4 separate regions of the Homo sapiens genome follow, and all the other regions are linked to region 4. Evidence: chromatin contacts called from ENCODE Hi-C or POLR2A ChIA-PET data. All regions are on one chromosome and are shown on one strand. Each heading gives the region's core, a stretch centred on a gene start or an enhancer-like site at or near the end of the contact. The rest is flanking DNA. Distances are from core to core; before and after follow the strand shown.

The links. A loop is a pair of places that touch in the nucleus more often than their neighbours do. ChIA-PET counts read pairs that join two places held with the same protein, here RNA polymerase II (POLR2A). Pooled maps may share reads with other maps.
Region 1: a loop to region 4 is called in a map with no recorded cell type, with 2.4 times the contacts of the local background. The contact joins the promoter of FOXN3-AS2 here to the enhancer-like site in region 4. A Hi-C loop is called at or near these places in 1 of 168 maps with a recorded cell type or tissue (OCI-LY7), 1 of 37 single-sample maps with no recorded cell type and 3 of 50 pooled maps. POLR2A ChIA-PET finds 5 or more read pairs at or near these places in 2 of 52 experiments (K562 and MCF 10A).
Region 2: a map of gastrocnemius medialis shows a loop between it and region 4 (14-fold over the local background). The contact joins two enhancer-like sites. A Hi-C loop is called at or near these places in 2 of 168 maps with a recorded cell type or tissue (gastrocnemius medialis and testis) and 3 of 50 pooled maps. POLR2A ChIA-PET finds 5 or more read pairs at or near these places in 2 of 52 experiments (PC-3 and activated CD4-positive, alpha-beta T cell).
Region 3: a map of gastrocnemius medialis shows a loop between it and region 4 (2.5-fold over the local background). The contact joins two enhancer-like sites. A Hi-C loop is called at or near these places in 2 of 168 maps with a recorded cell type or tissue (CD8-positive, alpha-beta T cell and gastrocnemius medialis) and 7 of 50 pooled maps. POLR2A ChIA-PET finds 5 or more read pairs at or near these places in 2 of 52 experiments (A549 and OCI-LY7).

Annotation. Positions count from the first base shown.
Region 1 is chr14:89,573,524-89,579,104 of GRCh38, forward strand. It overlaps FOXN3-AS2 (FOXN3 antisense RNA 2), which reads left to right and starts at 2,693. Exons shown (of 1, transcript NR_024620.1): 1 at 2,693-3,954. It also overlaps a transcript of FOXN3 not described here.
Region 2 is chr14:89,792,099-89,797,654 of GRCh38, forward strand. EFCAB11 (EF-hand calcium binding domain 11) reads right to left here. Exons shown (of 6, transcript NM_145231.4): 6 at 2,571-5,226. The coding sequence ends at 5,145. Among named protein-coding and RNA genes, the nearest start is that of EFCAB11, 160 kb to the right of the region's middle. Within about 2 kb of position 2,218, at least 4 of the 41 ENCODE cell types and tissues checked have a DNase peak (open chromatin) inside an H3K27ac peak, as active enhancers do; they include gastrocnemius medialis, where a contact is called at or near this core.
Region 3 is chr14:89,657,349-89,663,379 of GRCh38, forward strand. No RefSeq gene overlaps it. Among named protein-coding and RNA genes, the nearest start is that of FOXN3-AS2, 84 kb to the left of the region's middle. RefSeq lists an enhancer at 1,862-1,971. Within about 2 kb of position 3,048, at least 4 of the 41 ENCODE cell types and tissues checked have a DNase peak (open chromatin) inside an H3K27ac peak, as active enhancers do; they include gastrocnemius medialis, where a contact is called at or near this core.
Region 4 is chr14:89,036,189-89,042,358 of GRCh38, forward strand. It overlaps LOC105370615 (a long non-coding RNA gene), which reads left to right. Exons shown (of 3, transcript XR_944128.3): 1 at 1-5,591. Among named protein-coding and RNA genes, the nearest start is that of TRA-AGC15-1, 60 kb to the left of the region's middle. RefSeq lists a silencer at 4,231-4,290 and enhancers at 4,591-4,710, 4,762-5,318. Within about 2 kb of position 4,588, at least 31 of the 41 ENCODE cell types and tissues checked have a DNase peak (open chromatin) inside an H3K27ac peak, as active enhancers do; they include gastrocnemius medialis, where a contact is called at or near this core.

The DNA of each region.
Region 1 (5,581 bases), core at 1,443-3,942, 540 kb after region 4:
CTGCACTTAGAAGACCAGCATGCTTTTTGCTTTCCAAATCCCGTTAAGGAAGAGAATGGCCTCCCATCCACGGGATGGGAGTCCAACAGCAGTTTCTAAATTGCACTGGAAAAGAAAGTTTGCACATAGACAATACCTGAGCCCCTTCATCCCCAGGCCAAGCAACATGCCAGATAACACATATACAAGTACTGGGGACAACAATTAAGGACCCCATCAGAATGTGCATGCTGTGCCTAAAGGCCACAAGAGGATTAAAGCAAGGTCATGGCCGGGTGCATGATCTTTTTGGAAGCCCATAAGTTCGAGACCAGCCTGAGCAACATGGGGAGACCCTGTCTCTATTTTAATAAAAAAACTAGCAGGCTTGGTGTGGGGGCACCTGTGGTCCCAGCTACTCAGGAGGCTAAGGCAGGAGGATCCCTTGAGCCTGGGAGGTCGAGGCTGCAGTGAGCCGTGATGGTGCCATTGCATTCCAGCCTGAGCAACACAGCAAGACCCCATCTCCAAAAATAAAATAAAGTAAAAAGAAAGCAAGGTCCTTAGTAGCAAAGAGGAGTCACTTTTTTAAGGAGATAGGAGGCAAAGGGAATTATCTCCATGGCCACTGTTTGCAATTATTGTTGGTCTGAGCCACTCTCCCTTCAGCCCCTACTCAATAATTCACTCCACTCCAAAGCAGACCCCCACCTCTTCCTGGCTGAAAAGTGCCACCTCTGGGCAGCCAACATCAGCAACAAGGGTTCTAGAAAAGTGGATGTTTTATAAGAGAATGGTAGTTCATTTAACCAAGTTAAAAACAGAGGCATGGTCTAATAAGGACATATTCGTTCCATGGTTCTAACTTCCAGAATAAGGTTTCTGGTCTTCTCTGGCGAGGTGGTGATAATGGCCTGGCAGGGATACGCTTGGTGGCTGGCAGGGAGAGAGCAGAGAGAGAACCAGTGGGTGCCTGCAATCGCCTTCTACCCAGGAAACAGGGAGGAGACCACTGAACTGAGTGCTTGAGGGAGCTTGGTGCCAGTCCCAGCTCTGCCCCCTGCCAAGACACAGCCCCAGGATTTCACTCCACCATCTCAAAGGGCCACTCCCTCCCATAGTGTTGGTACATAACTGTTATCAGCTCTTAGCAGAAGGATTTCCTACCACTTTACATCCCTATGTTGGAATCTCAATGGGAAGCTTCTCTGATCGTCCTACAGGCAGTGGCTGGAACAAGAAAAGAAGACTGGGCCAAATGTTAGGAGACCTGGCTCTTAACCTCCAAGCTTATCTAGACATGCAAAGACCTCCGAGGCTCCTCCAATTCTTAAAATCTCTTCCCTATGAAAATCAGAATTGCCTTTACAGCTTTAAAAAAAAAATTGTAAATTTCTATTTCTTCTGTATGTTGTGCCTTTATAGGAAAGGAAGGGTGTACTGGAACTCTAAAACACTCTACTGCTACCCCACCAGCTGATCGGTATGCAAACAAGGCCAGCGGGAAGCTGAAGCAGATGAGATCAGGTAAGAAAATCACGAAGTGCTCTAAGCCAAAGTGAGGTGTTGAGAGCAAGGTTGTCTATACTGACTCTGATGAAAGCTAACTCAGACTCAAAGTTTCTCCTTCATAAACTGCAATCATCCTTCCTCCTCTATTTTCCCTGACAAAATCCTCACCTTTCTGCCAACCCACGAAGGGGACCCCCAAGCGACACTGACTCTAGAAGATCATAGTTAAGATCACTCTAAGATGACCTTGAAGGACCTTGCTATCTGGGTAGGCTCACAGGTCAGCTGGTGACCAAGCACTTGACCCTTGAGATTCATGATAGAGATGGCAGAAAGGAAATTGGGAGGTCGTTTTGGGTCAGTAAACCCTGGCTGGGGTGGGGATGATAGGGAGAAGGGATAAACACTATAATAAACTCAAGCGACGGGGGCTGGACAAACTGCCCACTCCCTGCTTTTACCAAAGGCAGGTCCTCTCCAATGCTGGTGAATTCTCTGCAAAGCAAAAACCCAGTCTGCAACTCATTGTTATAGCCAAACACAAAGCACAGCTCCAGAGCACAAAAACCACCAAGTATGTACAAGTCAGCATTTTGGAAGCAGAAGGAGCTGCCACGCTCGGGCCCTTGGAGGCTGCTTAGGGGAAGCTCTTTCCCTCTCTCGTGGCATCTCTTGAATCAAAATTCAACTTAGCTCCCAAATCAGAGGATACCGATGGTCTCTAACAACTGTTTCTTATTTAGGTTTGATAACCCCAGTTCACGCTTTTGTCTACTTTGGGAAGCACTAGGCAAAGTCGTGGCCATGTGATTGGCTCCCAATGCTGGGCTGGGGCTGGCAACCGCCCTCCGGCCTCCACGCAGCGCCTGTGAAACTCTTCATTCAGCAGAACTGGGGACCAGATGCCTCTATGCCCCACCGATAAACTCCTCGCTCTGAAGTTAGGCTAAGCAGAAGAATCAGGTCTTTGATTTTTGCACAAGGTCTCACGGAAGCAAATTCCATCGCTGACATCGTAAGTGACTTGTTTTCAGCTGTTCCTGACACCTCTGATGGCTCCCAAGTTTATTTTCCAGAGACACCCATCTTAGGCAATTCTGGGAGCCCCAGGGGGAAAATGTTAGAAATATCAAAACAGCCACGTGCTCTAGCATTTAGCACATTGTAGAACAATATAAATTTAGTGCATTTAGACCACTTTATATTAACTAATTTAGAAAACGTTGCTTTCGCAGACTTCGCCGGGTGCCTTTCACTGCCAAACTAAATACTCCACTTTAAAATACGCCCCTGCGTACTCATGTGATTTCTCCTTTTAGGCTAGGAATGTAATGTTGACATAAATGTCAAATAAAATTAATGAGAGAATGGGCCCTCAAATGGTGCTCCTGTGAAGGGAATTTGTTAGACTGGGACCTTTGAGCCCAAATGTATATATAATTATATAACACTCAGACAAGGAAGGAATCTGAATGTTAAGCTTTAGCAAATGTATCACCTTTGTCAGAAATGCTGTTACCTACAAAAAAAAAAAAACCCAAAACAAAACAAAACAGGTTGCAAGTAAATTAAGATGAAAATACCATCAGATTAGAAGTCTGTCACGGCAAGCTACTGCAGAATTAGAAGGGTGGCCCATCTGCTGGGTATCCAATCCTTCCCTTATCTGTATAGAATTCGGATCAGATGTCTTCTGTTCCCCGAACACTTCCGCTGTTGACTTTGCAAATGGACCTCCTCCCGCCCAACCCAGCTCCTTCCCTCCCTCCTCCGTCTCTCCCAACTGGCCACTTAGGAAGAGTAAAAATGGCAATTAGAACAGGAGCAGCTATTTTCACTCAGTAGTCAAAGAATTGGATACTAGCACAGTGGCTGCCTCCATCCGTATGCTGATACATAACTACTTTGTCTTGTATTTGTAGTCTCAAAAATCTTCCCTAAGTATAGTAGAATCAGAGAAAATCGCTCTAATCATTGAAAAGCGCCCTGTGCTGAGTAAAGCAGCCAGTCTTCTCTTGTCACCGTAAAAGGCTGGGAGTAAAATTTCCCATAAACACAGGGGAAACCTACATTTACTCACATGCCAAGGAAAATGGCACGGAAGACCCACGTGTAGCCACAGCAGAGTCTATGCAGAGGGCCTGCAAATGCCTGGGGTGCGAGTGAATGCCTGGAGGGGCGGAGTTTCCAAGATAACAGCTATTGTGTTTTCTTTTTCACACTTCAGAAGAGAATCCTAAGGACTAGACTCCGCTCAGTGCATTCCTTTTTCATACACTGATCTCAAGTACAATCACATAATTTTGAAAATCCATGTAGTCCTCCATAAATAAAATTATAAGGATAGGTTTCTATTTCCTTCCGATTACCTAGATACCTCCGTCTTCTGGAAAACCCCAAAAAGACCAGTAGACGAATCAGGAAGGTCCTAGGAGTGATTCCTCCAATGGCAGGAATCATAAAGGAATAAAAAACCTGCAAATTCATGGCAAATGATGTCAGGATGAAATGATGCCACACATCTTTACAAAGTTCACAAAATCCATATATTCCCGGGGCAATCACGGGGAATTTCTAATTAAATTTCAGGGAGGGAAAGAGAAAACGGTTAACCACCAGCTTCAAACACCTCACACTCCTTCTGTTCTCTAGGAAGTCATTCTTACCCTGGATAATGTGGAGTGCCTGCTTCGGACCCGGGGAAAATTCTCCATTTTCTCCTTTTTCTTCAGGCTATCAGTTCATCATGAACAAATATGGAAATTTTCCTGAGGAGGAAATTCAACTACCAAAATAACTCCTTCATAATTCACACGTGCAATCACAACGGTGATTAATAAAAACCTGAAACAGCTCCTAAAAGCCTAAAGCATTAATTACTCTGTTAGATGTCAGGACTCTATGAAAACCTATGACAGCAGGTTACTCAGGCAAATTAAATCATGTGAACTTCCAGTGGAAAAAGAGAAATCTTCCCTTGGTGGATTTGCAACCTAGCAAATGCATGCTTTCGAAGAGAGGTGACCAACCCACAGCTCTTCAGGGCTCTATATTTCAACCTTGAAAGACATATGAAAGGGAAAAAATGCCATGGCAATTTGAATTTATGCTGGGATGAAAGGTAATATAATATCCTTTGAAAGACCTAAAATGGATGAATGATACTTTTCCATTAAAGAAGAAACTAACTCTCTTTGAATGTCTACAGTGTGTCCAGCCCTGTGGTTTTGCAACACCAGATGCCCACTTCTCTTTCAGCAACTTCAATGAGAGTTCCTTCTCAGTGATTTTTGCTAGCTAATCTTTTTTCATCTGATCTTGACATTTTAGTGCTCAGGACTCTGTCCAGGCACTTCTGTCTCTTCTACCCCCTCTCTCTGGATGATCTTACCCAACCTTCTAGCTACAGACACCGCGTACATGCTAATAACTCAAATTCCATGACTCTCCCCCTGAGCTCCAGATGGGTACAGCCAGCAGCACTCCCTGACACGTGCAACAGGCATCTCAAACTTAGGCTGACCGACACAGAACTCTTGTTCTCCACTTCCCCACCCCAAATGTGTTCACTCCAAGTCTTTCCAATCTCAAGAAATGATACCACCTTCCAAAATTCTAAAATAATCCTCCATTCCTCCCTTTCTCTCACCCTCCCCTTCTAATCCGTCAGCAAGCCCTGTTGCCTCTGCTTCCAAACACAATCCTGAACTGCTCTTTTTTTGCCGTTCCACTTCCTCACTCTAACCAAAGCCCCCTTCTTCTCTCCTAGACACTGTCACTCCTCTTAACTGGTCTCTCTAATTCCATCCTCCACACAGTAGCCAGAATGATTTTTTTGTTTTGTTTTGTTTGAGACAGGGTCTTGCTCCTTCGCCCAGGCAGGAGTGCAGTGGCACTATTACAGCTCACTGCAGCCTCAACCTGCTGGGCCTAAGTGACCCTCTCACCTCAGCCACCTGAGTATCCGGGACTATAGTCACATGCCAACACACCTGTTGAATTTTTTAAATTTTTTTCTAGAGACGAGGTCTCACTATGTTGCTGAGGCCAGTCTCAAACTCTTGGCCTCAAGTGATCCTCCCATCTCGGC
Region 2 (5,556 bases), core at 968-3,467, 750 kb after region 4:
GGTTCGACATTATCCAATAGAAAAGATGGCCACCGAAAGCTTTTGAGCAGAGACAAAGTAATTTTGTCTGTGCTTTGGGAAGATAACAGACATACTAGATTGAAATTTGTTGACAGCAGGGTTTACTTCTTACTTGCACATCTTTTACTCATCTTTATATAAATGAGTAGAAGAAAAAATGACTAGGTGGAAGGATGGAAAGGGGAATAAGGAAAAGGCAGGATGATCAGGAGGGGATGGAAGACAATGCTGTGAAGGGTTTACAGAGCCAGGCTCAAAAGGATTCAGCAAGTGTCTGGATGACGGAGCTAAAGAAGATGGGGGAGACTTGAAAAGAACTCTGCGGCAGCTGGCTTAGATGACAGCTCTGGGCGGGGGGTGGGGCGGCGGCTAGGAAAAAGAAACACAGAATGGGAAAATCATTTTGAAAATGAGGGGAACGATGAGTCTGATTTTAATTCAATGAGCTTGCATGGCAGTCCGATAGGCAAATGAAAACACAGGTCTGGAGTTGAGCCGAGGTCAAAATAAAGATTTGTTTGTAGAGTCATATCCATAAAGATAATAGCTGAAATCTTGGTGGTGATGAAATCATCCTTGGAGAATGTGTGGATCAAGAAGATTGGCCAAATACAGGGCCTCGGAAAATGCTAATACTTACGGGATGGCTGTAGGAGAGGAAGCAGGAAAAGACAGAGGGGAAAAAATGGGCACAGAAATACCAGGAGAGACCCATGTCATGGAAACTAAAAGGGAAGGATTTCAAAGGTGCAGCTGTCAGGGCAGACCCAGGAGAAAGGACAAGTATGATGAGGTTAGAGAAGGGCTGGTGCGTTTGGCCATTCATTAGCAGCTCACTGGTGACCCCTTTGAGAGCAGCTGCCATGGGGAAGATGGAGCTGGGTTACAGGGAGAGGGCAAGTCGGGGCAGGGGAATCGTAGAGAGAAGTGGGCAATAGCTTCTGCTTCTACCTTTAACTGCTTCTTCTTAGTCTCGTTAGAAGACTTTTCTCTGCTGTCCTAGTAAATGTTAACGTTGCCCAAGACTCTGTCCTTGGCTCGATGCTTACAACAGTTAGGGTTCTCTTGGTTTCAAATAACAGAAAGCAACTCCAGCTGGCTTGAGCAGAAAGATTTATTGGGAGGATACAGGGTTACCTCACAGGACCCAGAGGGTTATGACTGGGCCTTGGACACAAGCTTTAACCAGCAGCCAAACATCATGGGGCTTCTTGTCTCCTTTCCTGTTCTCCTCTCGGTGTCTTTTTCTTTTTTCTCCGCTCTCAATGCCAACTAGCTGCCTTGGGTTTCCAGGCCATGTGGTAGAAAACATGTGTGCCACTCACTCCTGAGTCAGACCCACTTACTCAGCCCCTCAGAGGGGCACTGCTCTCTCTCACTTATGCCCACTCTTGGTGTTTCCCAAGAGAAGAGATTGAGTTGGTCAACAGACGTCCACCCTTGGGCCACTCAACTGAAATCAGATCAACAAAGTCATTCTGCACAGACAGTAGCATGTGGACTGGGGACAAAGACAGGGACTAGGACCTGGAAGTGAGAAGCTGGGGAAAAAGCTTATGGGATGAGGATTTGGATTGGGCCCAGGGCAAGTGAAAAGAAGGGGAAGGTGACATGAGTGGCTTCTCATTCCCTCTTTCTGTATTCACCCTGAGAGCCTGGATCCTCCTAAGTAGCAAATCCGAGGAGCACTCTCCCTCCTAGACTACAGTTTGCAGCTAGATAGACATACAGTTTTCTTCTAAGAAAGAAAATGGGATGTCTGCTCAGATCTTACAAACTTCCCCTCTCTGCGACCAGCCATGGGTATACCTGGGCCAGTGCCCAGTTGGCCATGTCCATACCCCCTGGGTGAACCAGAGTTGATTGCTCCAAGGGGCCAGAGCCTCTATGTGGGGTCTCTAGACTTGGAACTGGATGAATCATGAGCCAATTCCTTTTCAGGATACTGTGAGGCTGTCCGTGACTACGGGAGAGAGGCAGAGTCTGAAGGTGCTGGTATGGTTGGTTCTAGTTATTCTGGAAACCCACTGCACCACTGCTGTCTCTATGTTAGTTCTATCAGATAGCCCAGTGTTTTCCAGTACATTCTCTTGCAGTCTAAGCTAGTTTGGGTGGTTTTCCGTCACTGAGACAAAAAAGAGCCTTGACTAGTCCAGGGTCAAGGGAGTTGCCCAACAGCTATCCCCAACTTGGCCTCTTGCCTGCCGCATCAACTGTAGGAAATGACCCCTCCCTTTCCCTTGTCATGTTTCCTGGGAGAAATGAGGTCCGAATAGTGACTGCAATAGGAGGTTATGGCTTTCTGGAAATTCTGAATAATGCCACTTTGTTCATGTATTACTCCAATTTTGATATTTTAAAAAATCTGAAGTATGCATCATTTATGTTCTGAGATCAGGAATCAACAACTCAATTATTCAACTTATGATGAAAATACTTGCTGAACAAAACTCTACCCAAAATCAGAAAGGAACAATTCATCAACTTTTCATCAACTGGAACAATTCGTACATAAACACAAAAGCTACTCAATGATACCATTGATCCGCTTTGTATTTGAAATAAGATTTTATTTTTACTTGATTTTCAATGTTTTCTTCATTTTAGATAAAGTTTAGTTTAACAGGTTTTGAATAAGACTTTATTTTTTAAATGAATTTTTAATTTTAGAATAGTTTTAGATTTATAGAAAAATTGTGAAAATAGTAGAGGGTTCCCATATACCTCACCCAGTTTCCCCTACTATTAACATTATATATGAGTAGGATACATTTGTTACAATTAATGAACCAATAGTGATACATTATTATTAGCTAAAGTCCATGCTTGATTTGTTTCTACTTAATGTCTTTTTTTTTTTTTTTTTTTTTTTTTTTGAGAGGGAGTCTCGCTCTGTTGCCCAGACTGGAGTGCAGTGGCACCATTTCAGCTCACTGCAAGCTCTGCCTCCCAGGTTCATGCTATTCTCCTGCCTCAGCCTCCCGAGCAGCTGGGACTACAGGCACCTGCCACCACGCCCAGCTAATCTTTTTTTGTTTTTTGTATTTTTAGTAGAGACGGGGTTTCACCGTGTTAGCCAGGATGGTCTCGATCTCCCGACCTCGTGATCCACCCGCCTCGGCCTCCCGAAGTGCTGGGATTACAGGCTGAGTCACTGTGTCCGGCCAATGTTTATTTTTTATTCCGTGATCTCATCCAGGATACCAAATGACATTTAGTTGTCACATCTTGTTAGGCTCCTCTTATTTGACAGTTTAAAACTTTATTTTTATTGGCCAGGCATGGTGGCTCACGCCTGTAATCCCAGCACTTTGGGAGGCCGAGGCAGACGGATCACTTGAGGTCAGGAGTTCAAGACCAGCCTGGCCAACATGGTGAAACCCCTTCTCTACTAAAAATTAGCCGGGTGTGGCGGTACACACCTGTAAACCCAGATACTCAGGAGGCTAAGGCAGGAGAATCACTTGATCCCAGGAGGCGGAAGTTGCAGTGAGCCGAGATCGCGCACTGTACTCCAGCTTAGGTGACAAAGTGAGACTCTGTCTCAAAAAAAACCCGCAAACGTTTATTTTTATTAAGGTTATCTGCTAATAATTTGTATGATAATGACGCTTAATGTTTCCATATTACAAATTTACAATTTTACTTGACCTTTAAATTTTAACACTTAAAAAGTGAATTATATTAAAAGTTCTTTGACTAATGTTCATGTTATGCATTCCGTACACTTATAAATAAGAGTACTGATACCAGTATTTTGGAATTACCTTCACTAAATGCTGAGTGTCCAGCATTGCTGTTCTTGCTCCAGTATAGCAGTTACTGGAGCCCAGCAGGACAGGCAAGGCATGGGGAACGTGAACACACATGGCTAAGTGTCTGGGTGCAGGACGTGACTGCTAGAAACCAGGGGGTATGGAGCAGAGGGCAGCTGAGCAGCTCAAGGCTTGCTTCTCCACAGTGAGACTCCCAAGCCTAGACCATCCTAAAGGGTTCTGCAAACATGTCTCTTGCCCCCAGTACCCTCATCACCCTGTTCTTCCTCTGTATATAGCCCGAGAGGGCTTGCTCATGTTAGCCCAAGCCGATTTCTTTGTCTTGCACAGACAGTGCCCTGGGACCACTTTACAGTGATGATTTGGACTCAGGGACATTATCTTAGAGAAGTCTTTATATGTTTTTTTTTAATTGAAAGTGTTTTTTTAGAGACAGGGTCTTGCTCTATCATCCAGGCTGGAGTGCGACAGTGCAATCATGGCTCACTGAAGCTTCAAACCCCTGGGCTCAAATGATCCTTCCACCTCAGCCTCCCAAGTAGCTGGGACTACAGGTACACACCACTAAATCCAGATAATTTTTTATTATTAATTTTTTGGTAGGGATGGGGTCTCGGTATGTTGCCCAGGCTAGTCTCCAATTCCTAGGCTCAAGTGATCCTCCTGCTTTGGCCTCCCAAAGTGCTGGGATTGTAGGCATGAGCCTATCTTAGAGAAGTCTTAAGCCTATGCTTCCCAAGGCCTGGCTGATTGCTTGGAACATAGTAAGTATTCTGTATGTGTAGGTGCTATTATTTGTTCAACCAATGTTGAGCAAATGAAGGAAACTGGCACCATTGGCAGGAAAAGTCTGCCCCTCTGCAGATATTAGGAGATGATGAGATTCAGGGTGGGATGGTGAGGACAATGAAGTGAGTGAGTAGAGCACCGTGGCCTGCAGTGTGGAGAGGGTAGGGGGCAAGAAGAGTGAGGAGGAGGAGGACCACCAGTGCCATCCCTAGCCCCAGCTCTAGCAATGGCGGCCTGACTCAGGGCTGCTGGCCACACAGAAGGAGACCCCCGGCAGCAACCATCTCTAGGATTCTGAGATGCAAGTCTATCATCAGCATCCAAAAATTATGATTAAAAATTTAGTCAATTACTTATTGCATGCCTGTGCCAAAATATCTCCCGTAACCCATATATGTGTGTGTATGTATACATATGCACCTACTATGTACCCACAAAAATTAAAAATTTTTAAATGTTTAATCACAAGTCTGTAGCATGACATCATTAGTAGAGTCGAGTCTGCTGACATTACAATCTATTGATCTCCCCAGAGTTACCAAAAGTAGTTCACAATAGTTAGGCTTCCTTCTGTCCATAGTTCAGGGCATATTCAAAGTCTCTAAAGCTGACGTGACCATCTGAATCTCGATCTACTTCCCTGGAAAATGAAACAAAAAGTCATTTACACATTATTCTCGTTAACACCTATGCACCGAGAGCACATTAGAATCTTTATTTATTTGCATGTCTGTGTGAGAGAGGAACCTATTTTATCTACTTGAAGGCTGAGATTGATGCCTGTTTTTTCATTGATAATAAAGGTTTGCAGGAAAGAAAGGGTATTTATTAAAACTTACAGAAATAATATATTCCACATATTTAAAGAGATGAAGCCAAATACACAGATTATATAAGAAAAAAAGAAACGGCTCTTTCTAATTATCTTACACATGTCTTTCTGTGATATGTCAAAAACATATGCAGGCCA
Region 3 (6,031 bases), core at 1,798-4,297, 620 kb after region 4:
ATGTATGAAAGACTTCAGGTGAGAAAGAGCTTGGTGCACTCAAATAACTGGAAGAAACTGTGGTTTGGAGAAGGGAATGAGCTGACGCCAGAGAGGAAGCAGGGCTGGATCATGTGTGGTTTCTCATATAGTCTTCTTAGAGATTTTAAGATTAAGTTTCAAAAATTGAACTCAGAAGAGAGCTATTTATGATCAAAAACATAAAATCAAAGGATTGTTGTCTTCATTATTATTAATCTAGAACTGTGCTGTCTGGCCAGGCATGGTGGCTCATGCCTGTAATCCCAGCACTTTGGGAGGTTAAGGCGGGCAGATCATGAGGTCAGGAGATCGAGACCATCCTGGCTAACATAGTGAAACCCCGTCTCTACTAAAAATAAAAAAAATTAGCTGGGTGTGGTGGCACGTGCCTGTAGTCCCAGCTACTCGGGAGGCTGAGGCAAGAGAATCGCTTAAACCCGGGAGGCAGAGATTGCAGTGAGCCAAGATCACGCCACTGTACTCCAGCCTGGGCGACAGAGCAAGACTTTGTCTCAAAAAAAAAAAAAAAAAAAAAAAAAGAACTGTGCTGTCCAGTAGGTTAGCCACTAGGCGCTATGGCTACCCAAGCTTAAATTAGCTAAAATTATTATTATTATTATTTTTGAGACGGAGTCTCACTCTGTTGCCCAGGCTGGAGTGTAGTGGCATCATCTCAGCTCACTGCAACCTCCGCCTACCAGGTTCAAGTGATTCTCCTGGCTCAGCCTCCTGCGTAGCTGGGATTATAGGCACCCACCACCACGCCTGGCTAATTTTTGTATTTTTAGTAGAGATAGGGTTTCACCATATTGGCCAGGCTGGTCTTGAACTCCTGACCTCAGGTGATCCACCCGCCTTGGCCTCCCAAAGTGCTGGGATTACAAGTGTGAGCCACCGTGCCCGGCAATTAAAATTAAATAAGATAAAAAATTCAGTTCCTCACTTACACTAGACTCATTTCAAATGCTCAGTAGCCCCATGTGGCTAGTGGCCACTATATTGGCAAAGCAAATATAGAACATTTTCAGTATCACAGAAAGTTTTATTGGAGAGGGCATTCGTTTCTTATTGCTGCAGCATGAATTACTACAAAGTTAGCAGCTTAAAGCAACATAAATGTATTATCTCGTAGTTTCCATAGGTCAGGAATCTGGGTACGGATTAGCGAGGCCCTCTACTCAGGGTCTCACCAGGCTGAAATCAAGGTGTGAACTGGGATCTCCTCTGAGGCTCGGGGTCATCTTCCAAGCTCAGTAGTTGTTGGCAGAATTCATTTCCTTGCATCTTTGTGACCAAGGGACAGCTTAATGCTCCCAGAGACCATGCTCAGGTCCTTACCATGTGACCTCCTCTTCTCACAACATCAAAGCTTGCTTCTTTCTTCCAGAGGCCAGCAGCATATATTCTCTGACCTTCAGTTTCTTTTAAAGGGCTTGCCTGATTCGATCAGGCCCACCCAGGATAGAGCTCCTTTTTGATTAACTCCAAGTCAACTGATGAGTAGCCTAGTCAAGGGAGTGACATCTCACCACATTCTCTGATCCTGCTACACTCAAGGGGAGGGGGTATATCCACCAGTGGGGCAGGGAATCTTGGGGGCCATCTAACATTCTGCCTACCGTAGGCATCAGTGATCTAGAAAGTAGAGAAAGGTTAACTAAATGAATCAACGGGGAAGGCAAGTAGTGGGAGAATTTAGAATGATTAGTACAGGCTTAGAGTACAGGGGTAATTGCCATTCAAATAATCTCTACATGACCGAGGTCTGTCCAACAGCATTCTTGTAATTGAAGGCTAGCTTCAGCTAGGCTCAAGGTTTATCTACAGTAGTTTCACTCTTAAAGCAGCTGTAACCCGTACCCTGCATGCTGCCACGGGGAACATAAATAGGTCCCCTAAAAGCAAGCACAAATAGAAATTGCCTTCAGGGCTGACATGCCTACATTCTATTTCCTTGCTGTTACTAACCTCCTGGAGTTTCTGACCTTATACTAGTCTTGATCTCCAAAACCCAATTGCTGCTTCTCAGATTAACTGATTTACTGGCTTGACACACCACCGTGGCTTTGGCCTGAACTCCCTGGCTTCCAGACCCTTGGCCCTCCTGACTGCAAACAACTGTGGAGCTTCCACCCTTGGCCAGATACTCCTGGGCACAATCCTCATGACTCTCAATCCCTGTTTGGCTGCCCCTGTGACTTGGGGTTCAGGGAAGGAGAGAGTCTGAAGCACCGATTTTCAGGGGGAGGTGAGCTGGTAAAAAAAAAATCATTTATACCATTAGACTTAGTTTTCCTGAATGTAAACTTCAACCCCTGATTATAAGGACTCTGTAAGGCTAATTATTAATTTTAAAGAAGTGCTAATTAGAAATCATGCAATGAATATATTTATCATTTTGATAAAGTTATATCTACATAATTTAAAATTTTACAAAGAAACTCTTCATTAAGTGTTGCATGACATTATTTTAAGAAATTCTATTTCAAAGCTCTACCTGATTCTGAAATGGCCTCTATAGTAACACTTTCTTTTTTTTAAAAAAAATGGTTCTTTCTCACAAGCGAAGAATAAGTGTTTGCATTCTAACTATAATCAGTATTTCAACCGAGTGGAGATATTTTAGTGCCTTCGGTGGGCATTTATCTTCTTGCTATCAGCACAATAGAACAAAAATGTACCCATATTAGCATTAATAATAAAACCAAGTCCATTATGCAGACTTTCTTGTCAGTTAAATTTGTTGCAGGCACAATTTTGGATTCAATTTCATCCATTTGGAAGTACTTTTGCTGTCAAGCAAATTTTTGTTTTATCATTTTAATTTTGGAGGTTTTTTTGCTCTCCTGTGTCTGAATCACCTTTTTAGAGGTTGGAAAATGGTTCTTCCCCACTGATATAGGAAGGAATTGATTTGGCAAACTTAGATATTTTCCCTGCGATGTGAATAGAGTTAATTTTAACAGAGCTGTTTCATTTTAACAGCCTCAACTTGCACAGTGTGTGTCATGCCAAACAGCTTTGTGTATCATCATCGACTGATGTCAGCACAGTTCTAGAAATAGTATTTGATAGTTAACAGCTGCCACAGAGCCAGAAGGGGAACACGAGACATTGTGTTTCAGGAGGGTTCACAAAAACTCGTGGCTATTGTTTTTATTTATTTATTTAATTTCTTGACAACGAAAGAAGAGCTTAAAATACCAAGTGTAGGCTTTTAAAAAAAGACTAATATTCCTCAGTAGGTCAAGTGACTCCTAGAACCTTGATATCATAGGCAATATAAATATTGTGTTCTGAACTACATATTTCCCTAATTTAATACAGCTTTTACTCATTTTACAATCATGTATTTGGTCAACAGGTATAGAGCAAAGGTTTGCCTTTAGACCAAATAGATGGTGAAACCATGTCTTTTTTTTGTTTGTTTTTTTGAGACGAAGTCTCTCTCTCTCACCCAGGCTGGAGTGCAGTGGCGTGATCTCGTCTCACTGCAACCTCTGCCCCCCGGGTGCAATTCTTGCACCTCAGCCTCCCTAGTAGCTGGGATTACAGACATGCACCACCATCCCTGGCTAATTTTTGTATTTTTAGTAGAGATAGGGTTTTGCCATGTTGGCCAGGCTGATCTTGAACTCCTGACCTCAAGTGATCCTCCTGCCTTGGCCTCCCAAAGTGGTGGAGTTATAGGCATGAGCCACCATCCCTGGCCATTTTGTTTTTTGTTTGTTTGTTTGTTTGAGACGAGTCTCACTCTGCGGCCCATGCTAGAGTGCAGTGGCACAATCACAGCTCATTGCAGCCTCAACCTCTCTGGCTCAAGGGATCCTCCCATCTCAGCCTCCTGAGCAGCTGAGACCACAGGCCGGCACCACCATGCCTGGCTAATTATTTTTATTTTTTAGTAGAGATGAGGTCTCACTATGTTGTCCAGGCTGGCCTTGCACCCAAGAGATCCCACCACCTTGGCCTCCCAAAGTGCTGGGATTATAGGCATGAGCCATCACACCCAGCAAAAACTTTTCTTTAAAAAGCCAGATAGTAAATATTGCAGGCTTTGTGGGCCATTTACAATCTCCATTGCAATTATTCAGTTCTGCTGTGGCAGGACTAAAATAGCCATAGACAATATGTACATACATGGGTGTGGCTGTGTTCCAATAAAACTTTATTTACAAAACAGGTGGTGGGCCAGATTTGGCCATGGGCCATACTTTCCCCACTGTTGCTTTGGATCATAAGTGGCAGATGCCACATATTTCCATGCAGCATGTCATAAAGGTGAAAGGTACTGACACACTCTTATAAGCTTGTGAATCAACTTCCACGTGTGCTCCCTGCGGAAACGCAGGCAGCCCTTTAATGGCCACAGAGGGGCACTTAATTATATACATATATGTGCTCTACAACCACGCTAATAATGGTATGAGAGTAACTGAGCAACGGATAAGCTTTTATGAACTGAGAGGATAAAGATCATGATCTCTGGTGTACAATGAACCTGATTTTTCTTCCCTTTCTTATTTTATTTAAGTTAATATCACCCTTAAAGTTTGAATTATCCTGCAAGAATGCAGGTTCATTAACTCCCGTTCAGCTTGTGCATCATCTTAATGGGACATATTTTGTAATGATGTGAATCACAAAACAGTCCTGGGCTCCAGAGGACCTAAATGTTTCATTGAAGTCATTACGAGCATTGCATACTAGGAGGGAAAGAGATTTTATTATTTAAAGATAACTTGCACAGAGAAAAAAAAAATTCTAGGAAGAAAATTTGAAGCATAGCCTGAAAAATAAAAAAAAATTTAAAAATCAAAGAACATGCTGGTTCTAAAATGCGACTGAGACAGCCTTTCTCTGGCCACTCCATGCCCACTCTCAACCACGAATTTATTACCATGAAAAGTACCAATCTGATGGTGTACAAAGGTAGGGGGGAAAATGTAAGAACAATGCCTTACATTTTCTACATTTTTTGCGTTCATGTATCACACTTGATACATTTTTCTTTGAGATGCCATTTTAACCCCTGGCATCTCAAAGGCAAAGTGATGGTCTCACACCCGGGAATGCTTGCTTAGGTAGGATCCCACCAACTGGCAACTTCCTAAAAGGTGATCACTTTTTCCAAACATGCCTCTTGCTCTATGCTACATTCTCTTTTAACGGTCTTTTTTTTTTTTTAATTTTTTGTTTGTTTTACAACAATTATTTTTTTGACGTTTTTCCTTCTCTTAATGTTACCGTTGGGGCTCAGAAACCCAATACCCTAAAATATGGTGGTCTGACATACTGAACTGAAGAAGCTTCAAGGTCTCTCTGACCTTCTCCACCCCATTGTCTCTCTCAAAAGCTTTATCTGCCTAAGATCCAGACCCACCAGAAGGAACCATTGTTCCTTCTTCTCCTCCCTCTAAGACCAAGAAGGTAACCATACTGGAACAGACCCTTTCACAAGAAAATGAACAAATTAATCTCTGTTCCCTGATCCGTTCATTCTTCCTAGTAATCCCGTCAACAGAGTTCCTCTTCGCTCCCTTCCCATAATGTCCAGCCAGGATGGCATATAAGCTTCCAAACCCCATTGGATGGTCACTGCGTGGCTCTGTGTGTGTGTGTGTGTGTTAAATAAATTGTCTGCCTTTTGTCCCATTAAACTGCCTTTTGTGAGTTGATTTTTCAAGCAAACCTTCAGAGGGCGAAGAGGAAGCTCTCCTTTGACCCTACATTGCTGTAATCTCTTGATTGTCTTGTCTGTCCTTGTTTCTCCTATTTGTTACTTTCTGGAGATGGAAAAGTCAGCCATTTGTCTAATGGAGTTCAGAATGATTTTCATACCACAGCCTCTCTTTTTAGATTGGTCTGTTACTGCCTTCAGTAACTACACCACATAACACCATAGTGTTGCATCATGCTAAATGTTATAATGCCATCTTTTTCTTTAAGGGGTTATTCTCATAGCAATTTAAGTTGAATAAGTAAATCATTGTACTCTTAAGTTATTCCT
Region 4 (6,170 bases), core at 3,338-5,837:
CAAATGAGAAACCAATGCAGAGTGCATTCCCTTACCCAGAGAAGAGATCCAGACCTCGGCAGGGAGTCTGGGAAACCATGGATGAATCCTTGAACCTGTCCTCAAGGTTAGTCTTTGGAAGACCCCACGGGGCTTTTCCCCAATGCTGAGTAATTCAAGCCCTGATCCCTAACCCTCCCACCAAAAATATTGGCAGCACAGGCCTAAGACGCCTGAATAGGTCCTAGGGAGTGAAAACAATATTACGTTCCTTTTTCCCTTGTGTTGCAACTGATACAGAAGGTAGTAATTTACATGACCAATTAGTGGGTAGTAGGCTTTGGAGTCTGCCTTATTTAAAAAAATAGGCTTGTGAAACTGCTAGACTTGTCTGCTTTCTTAAATTTCAGATGGTCCCACAGCAAAGCAACATATTGTTTGGCAATTAGGTTGCTGCGGCAGGCTAGAATGGCTCAAAAGCAGCCACAAAAGCACAGAAATGTGAACTATTTTTAAATGGCTTTCCCAGCAACATGAATGTATGCTCAAAGTTTGACTTCCTTCCCTCTGATCTATTAAGTTCTCATGTGGATTTTTCTTTTTGAAATATTTTTGGAAATGGGATTCTAGACATGTGTCCCTGGAAGTCTTGGAAAGGCAAACCTCAGATTCCCGGGAAATGACACTGTGACCTTCAACTGCCCTTGCTGTATCCATGGTCAACCCCCTCCCCTGCCTGCCCCCACCTTGCCTGATGACACCAACTCAACAGGCATTCTCTCTTCCGCTATGACTGGCAAGGCAGCAGCCAACTCCAATCTCGGAAAGTCCCATTCACCCATCCGTTTATCCATCATCCATCCCTCTCTCCCTTCATTTCGTAATTTATTCAATGAATACTAACCTTCCAATACACACCAGAAACTGTGTTAGGGGCCACACTAAGCCCTTGAGACACTGCAAGAAATAAGAAAGTCCCAGATGTCCTCTCACAAGCCCTTTCATCTAGCAGGGAATGGATGTTATGCAAATATTTTACAAATAATTGGCTACAATTGTAATAGGTGCCCCTAAGGTGAGTATAAGGCACTATGTGCACCTATAACAAAAGGGACCGAAACTAGCCTGAGTTTCCTGAGGTGACACTCAAGCTGAGAGATGGAGAAATAGATGGTGTCAGCAAACTAAAGAGGGAACAGAGAGGGAGGGCAAGAGATTTAGGAATGAAGGGTCTGCGTAAGGGTCCTGGGAAGAAGGAGTATTCACTTTGAGGGGCCGCATAAAGGCCACTGTGGCCAAAGGGTGAGCGCTCAGGAGACAGGGGATGGGGCAGGATGGGCCAGAGAGGGAAGCTGTGGCTCCATCATGCAGGATTTAGGAGAAAAAGGGGAAACCAGGGGAGGGTGATGTGTGTGATGCTGGAGTCACTTGTGTTCAGGAAGGCCACGCTGCTGCCTGCTATTTGGAGAGTGGGCTCCAGACGAGAGGGTGGAGTGATGGGTGGAAGGTGGAGGTAAGAAGCAGGGAGGGATGTTAGGAGGCCAGTGCATTGTCCTGGAGAGGTGACTGTGACTGTGACTGGAATGGGGATAGTGGCAGTGAAGAGAATCAGAATGGTTCAAAATATACTTTGGAAGGGACCCATGAGGACTCCTCGGTGCTCTGTGGCATGCCAGGAGAGCCCCTTGGACATGCTGCACAGCTTCAGAGCTGAGCCAGGCCCTCAGCAGCCTCCTGCTTCTGATCCGTGGCTGCGCGAGGGTCTGCAGGGTCAGAGGGAAAGGATGGCTTCACTTCCGCCCACCTCTCCTGCTTCTGTTTCTGGAGGGATTGTGTTGTGCTGCTGTTCTCCAACTGCTTCTCGTCGAGTGAGTAACTAAGGAGAGGTGTATTAGAAACTTTTTGTACCCTCCTTTTTTCTCTGAATGGCTGTAGCACTTACCAGCCTCTTGGCCATACCGTCAACATTCAATTTGTACTTGGGGATTGAGCCATCACTCCATATAATCTCAGGAAAGGTGAGAATCAGGTGCATTCTCACCTCTACCTGTTGCTATCCCATATCAGCTGTCAGGTCAGCCAAGAGGCTCTATAAACTAGGAAAGGGGAAGATGGTTTGTTGGTTATTGCAGCACTATTCACAATAGCAAAGACTTGGAACCAACCCAAATATCCATCAATGATAGACTGGTTTAAGAAAATGTGGCACATATACACCATGGAATACTATGCAGCCATAAAAAAGTTCATGTCCTTTGTAGGGACATGGATGAAGCTGGAAACCATCATTCTCAGCAAACTATCGCAAGGACAAAAAACAAAACACCACATGTTCTCACTCATAAGTGGTAATTGAACAATGAGAACACTTGGACACAGGAAGGGGAACATCACACACTGGGGCCTGTTGTGGGGTGGGCGGAAGGGGAGGGATGGCGTTAGGAGATATACCCAATGTAAATGACGAGTTAATGGGTGCAGCACACCAACATGGCACATGTATACATATGTAACAAACCTGCACGTTGTGCACATGTACCCTAGAACTTAAAGTATAATTAAAAAAAAAAAAGGGGGAAGATGGGAAAAGTAAGTTCCCTCAACCCTAATACAGGAAGTTGGAAAAGCCACACTGTCAGTACAGTCCTCAAATACAAGAATTATCAAACAGTAGCATCAAAAGGCACAATGGGGGCTGAGTGCAGTGGTTCTCACCTGTAATCCCAGCACTTTAGGAGGCTCAGGCAGGAGGATCACTTGAGCGCAGGAGTTTGATACCAGCCTGGGCAACATAGTGAGACCTTGTCTCTACAAAACGTAAAAAATTTGCTCAGTATGGTGGCACACACCTGTAGTTCCAGCTATCTGTAGGCTCAGGCAGGAGGATCAATTAAGCCCAGGAGTTCGAGGCCACAGTAAGCTATGATCACACTACTGCACTCCAGCCTCACAGAGTAAGAACTTTTCTCAAACAAACAAGCAACAAAAAAAGAAAGAAAAAGGCACAATGGTGTGGCTTTCTGGCATGTAATACCCTCTTTTATCTTCCTGCCTAGCTGTATGTATGCCACCACCCATCTGTTGTGTGCTCATGGCAGACATTACAAATCAATCAAGATGCTTTGCCTCAAATTGAACTTTCAGGAACACTCTCAATACTATGCTTTGGGCTCTTCAGTTGACTAAGGTTGGTATGGAATGTGAAACTTATTTGCCATCCCTATTCTTGACTGTTTAATCAAGATAATCAACTTGGGAAGATTCCTTTTTTTTTTTTTTTTTTTTTGAGACGGAGTCTCATGCTGTCACCCAACCTGGAGTACAGTGGCATGATCTCGGCTCACTGCAACCTCTGCCTCCTGGGTTCAAGCGATTCTCCTGCCTCAGCCTCCTGAGTAGCTGGGATTACAGGTGTGTGCCACCACACCCAGCTAATTTTTGTATTTTTAGTAGATATGGGGTTTCTCCACATTGGTCAGGCTGGTCTTGAACTTCTGACCTCAGGTGATCTGCCCGCCTTGGCCTCCCAAAGTGCTAGGATTACAGCCATGAGCCACCGCACCCAGCCACTTGGGAAGATTCTTCAAGTGACCATTTGGTCAAGCGCCCAAGCTTTTATGTAGGCAAACCTCCTAGTTATCCTAGGCAGGTGGTGGCCAATTCTTTTAAAGATTTCCATGGCTCTCGATACCCCCATCATACTCCAGCACCCATCCTGCCCTGGCTTATCCTGACAAAAGATTTTTTCCCCCACATTTACCTGAACTCTGTCTTCCTTGCTATTCAGAGAAAATGAAGAAGGAAAGAGAAAGAACTACAGAATTACCAGGATACAAGGAATTTGCTGTTAAGATCTTCTTAACCTTCCAGTTGCTTGGGAATCATTGCCGTAGGGTGTCTCTGTACTCAACAGAAGGGTGAAGACGTTTTAGCAACAGTAGCAAAGCAAATGATCTTGGACTTACAGTTTCTTGATTTCCGATGATTAAGCTTCTGCACATACCAACCCCAAGACAGGGTCATTCTATAACTTCTTAATAAGGTTAAGGTATTTCGACTACTTGGTCTTCAGTTTCCCTCAGTAATAGAGACACCAAGATCCTATTGCTCTCCAGCAACCAGGCAGGAGAGATTTGAGTCAGAGGAAAGCACGAGAGAGAAGTTAAGAACAGCAATTTCTTAAGTCATAAACGGAGTCAGGACTGTAAGTGTGATTTTCTGTTACCTGCCCCAGACCTCATGGAATTAAACTTTCCTGCCCTGATCCCTTGGATTCGTTTCTCCAACCCCACTCACCTAGCCCGGCCTCCCCGAAACACAAATTGGAATGGCGTTGGCTCCCGGGCACACTAGGGGGCGCCAGCGGGCTTGTTTTCCAGGATGGCCCTAAAATTCTCTCCAGCGAGGAGAGGACCATGACGGCCAGGCCACGCTTGCTCTGAAAAGCGCCGAGCGTGGAAGGGTGTCTTGGAATGGGGTCTAAAAGGGAGAACGACATCCTTATGACTTGCTTTAGGCTGCTTTCTGGATGTATTTTCAGAGCTGGGGATGAGGAGAGGTTGCGTAAAGGTGCCGGCCTGCTGCTGGCCGGGGCTGGCAGCCTTTCAGCCGCCGCGGGTGAGTCAACACCTGGGAATTGCATCCAAGGGCGGCCCTTTCAAGCTGCCTGGAACTTTCTGCCATCACACTGAGGCCACTGTTTGACCCAGTCCCGGGCCAGGGAGGCAGGAGCCGATCACGTCCCAGGGCAGTGCTTCTCCCTGGCACTGAGTCCGTGGAAAGAGGCTGGGAAGGTTCTTTCCACACTTGAGGGCTGGCGTTGGGAAAATAGGGTAGTGCTCTCCGCCCCAGTGAACAGCAAGAGCTCACTTCCCCCAGCAGACTTCTGCTCCACTGGCCTACTTTCAGCATGGAGTGGAAGGAAGCCAGCTCCAGGAGGGCAGAGGCTTCCTCTCCACCCCTCTCTTCCACAACCTTCAACAGGCGCCTTGTTCTCCCCGGCCAGGGAACTGCGGATGGTGACCATCGTTTCCCAGCCCAGCAAGGGGAAATGAGGGGAGGAAATAAACGCAGGGTTTTTATTGCCAAATATTTCTTTCCCTGGGAGGACAACGCATTCAAACCGCTGAGTGGAGATTGGAGTTAGTCCAGCCATAAACCATCTTAATGAACACTAATAGAGAACCGCAATTATTGTTGACTTCAAAATGCAAACAAGAACTTTAGACAGTGATCCCTATCAGCCGGTGAGGCCGGGCACAGATGCCGGGCGCTGTTTTTGCCGTTGCTTAGCAATGGAAAATGAACTGTTCCTGTCTGTTACCACTGGAGGTGGAGGTAGGACAATGAGCTTTATTGGACAGAATAGGTATGAAATTAGTTTATTCTTTTTCACTTGGAGAAGGCAATTGGCAGCCAAGAGAGTCACTCGGAAAAGGGGTATTTTAGAGGTTGAGGGTGACTTTCCTTCTCATTACTTCGGTAAATCCTAACCACCTTGTTTTCCTCTACAGATAAAGTTTGAACTTTTGCCGGGAGTGTCCCTCCAAAACGATCATCAATCAGACAGAATAGCTGCAAATACCAACTCACAGACCAGGTTGGGAATTAGGGTGAGGAGAATGAAATCTTGGGTGCAAAATTTAAGGGAATGCCAAAAAACTTAGTAGCCAGGATAAATAATAGTTTAATGCAATATTTTTTAAAAGTCAAAATAAATGTAAAATAACCATGGTAAAAAAAAAAATCAGATTTGAAATAAAGAGAAGCTCAATATCACTGATTTTTATTTTTCCTTTGGCTTCAGGCTTTAATATGGCACAGTGCGTCAGTGCCACAGACTTTTTACCGCACCAAACACATTTGCAACACGGACAGTTTTGGGAGCTGCTTTTTCCTCAGCAGTGTTGATGCTATGGAGTACAGAGCCCTGTAGCTGGGCAGAAGGGAGTGTCTCTTTCTGCAGTTCTTTAGTAGGCTTCTTCCAGGATAGTAGAGAGGCAAATGGTCTTGGGGAGGAACCTACCTATGCTTCCAGGGCAGTGACACAGGAAGTACTAAGGTACAGGAAGTACTAAAAACCCAGGGCTCAGCAAACACAGACAGTCAGGTGAAATTGCCCAAAACACTGTTCCTCAGACAACAGGGACAGGCCCAGAGCTGGCAGTTTATGGTAAAATTATCTCCTCTTT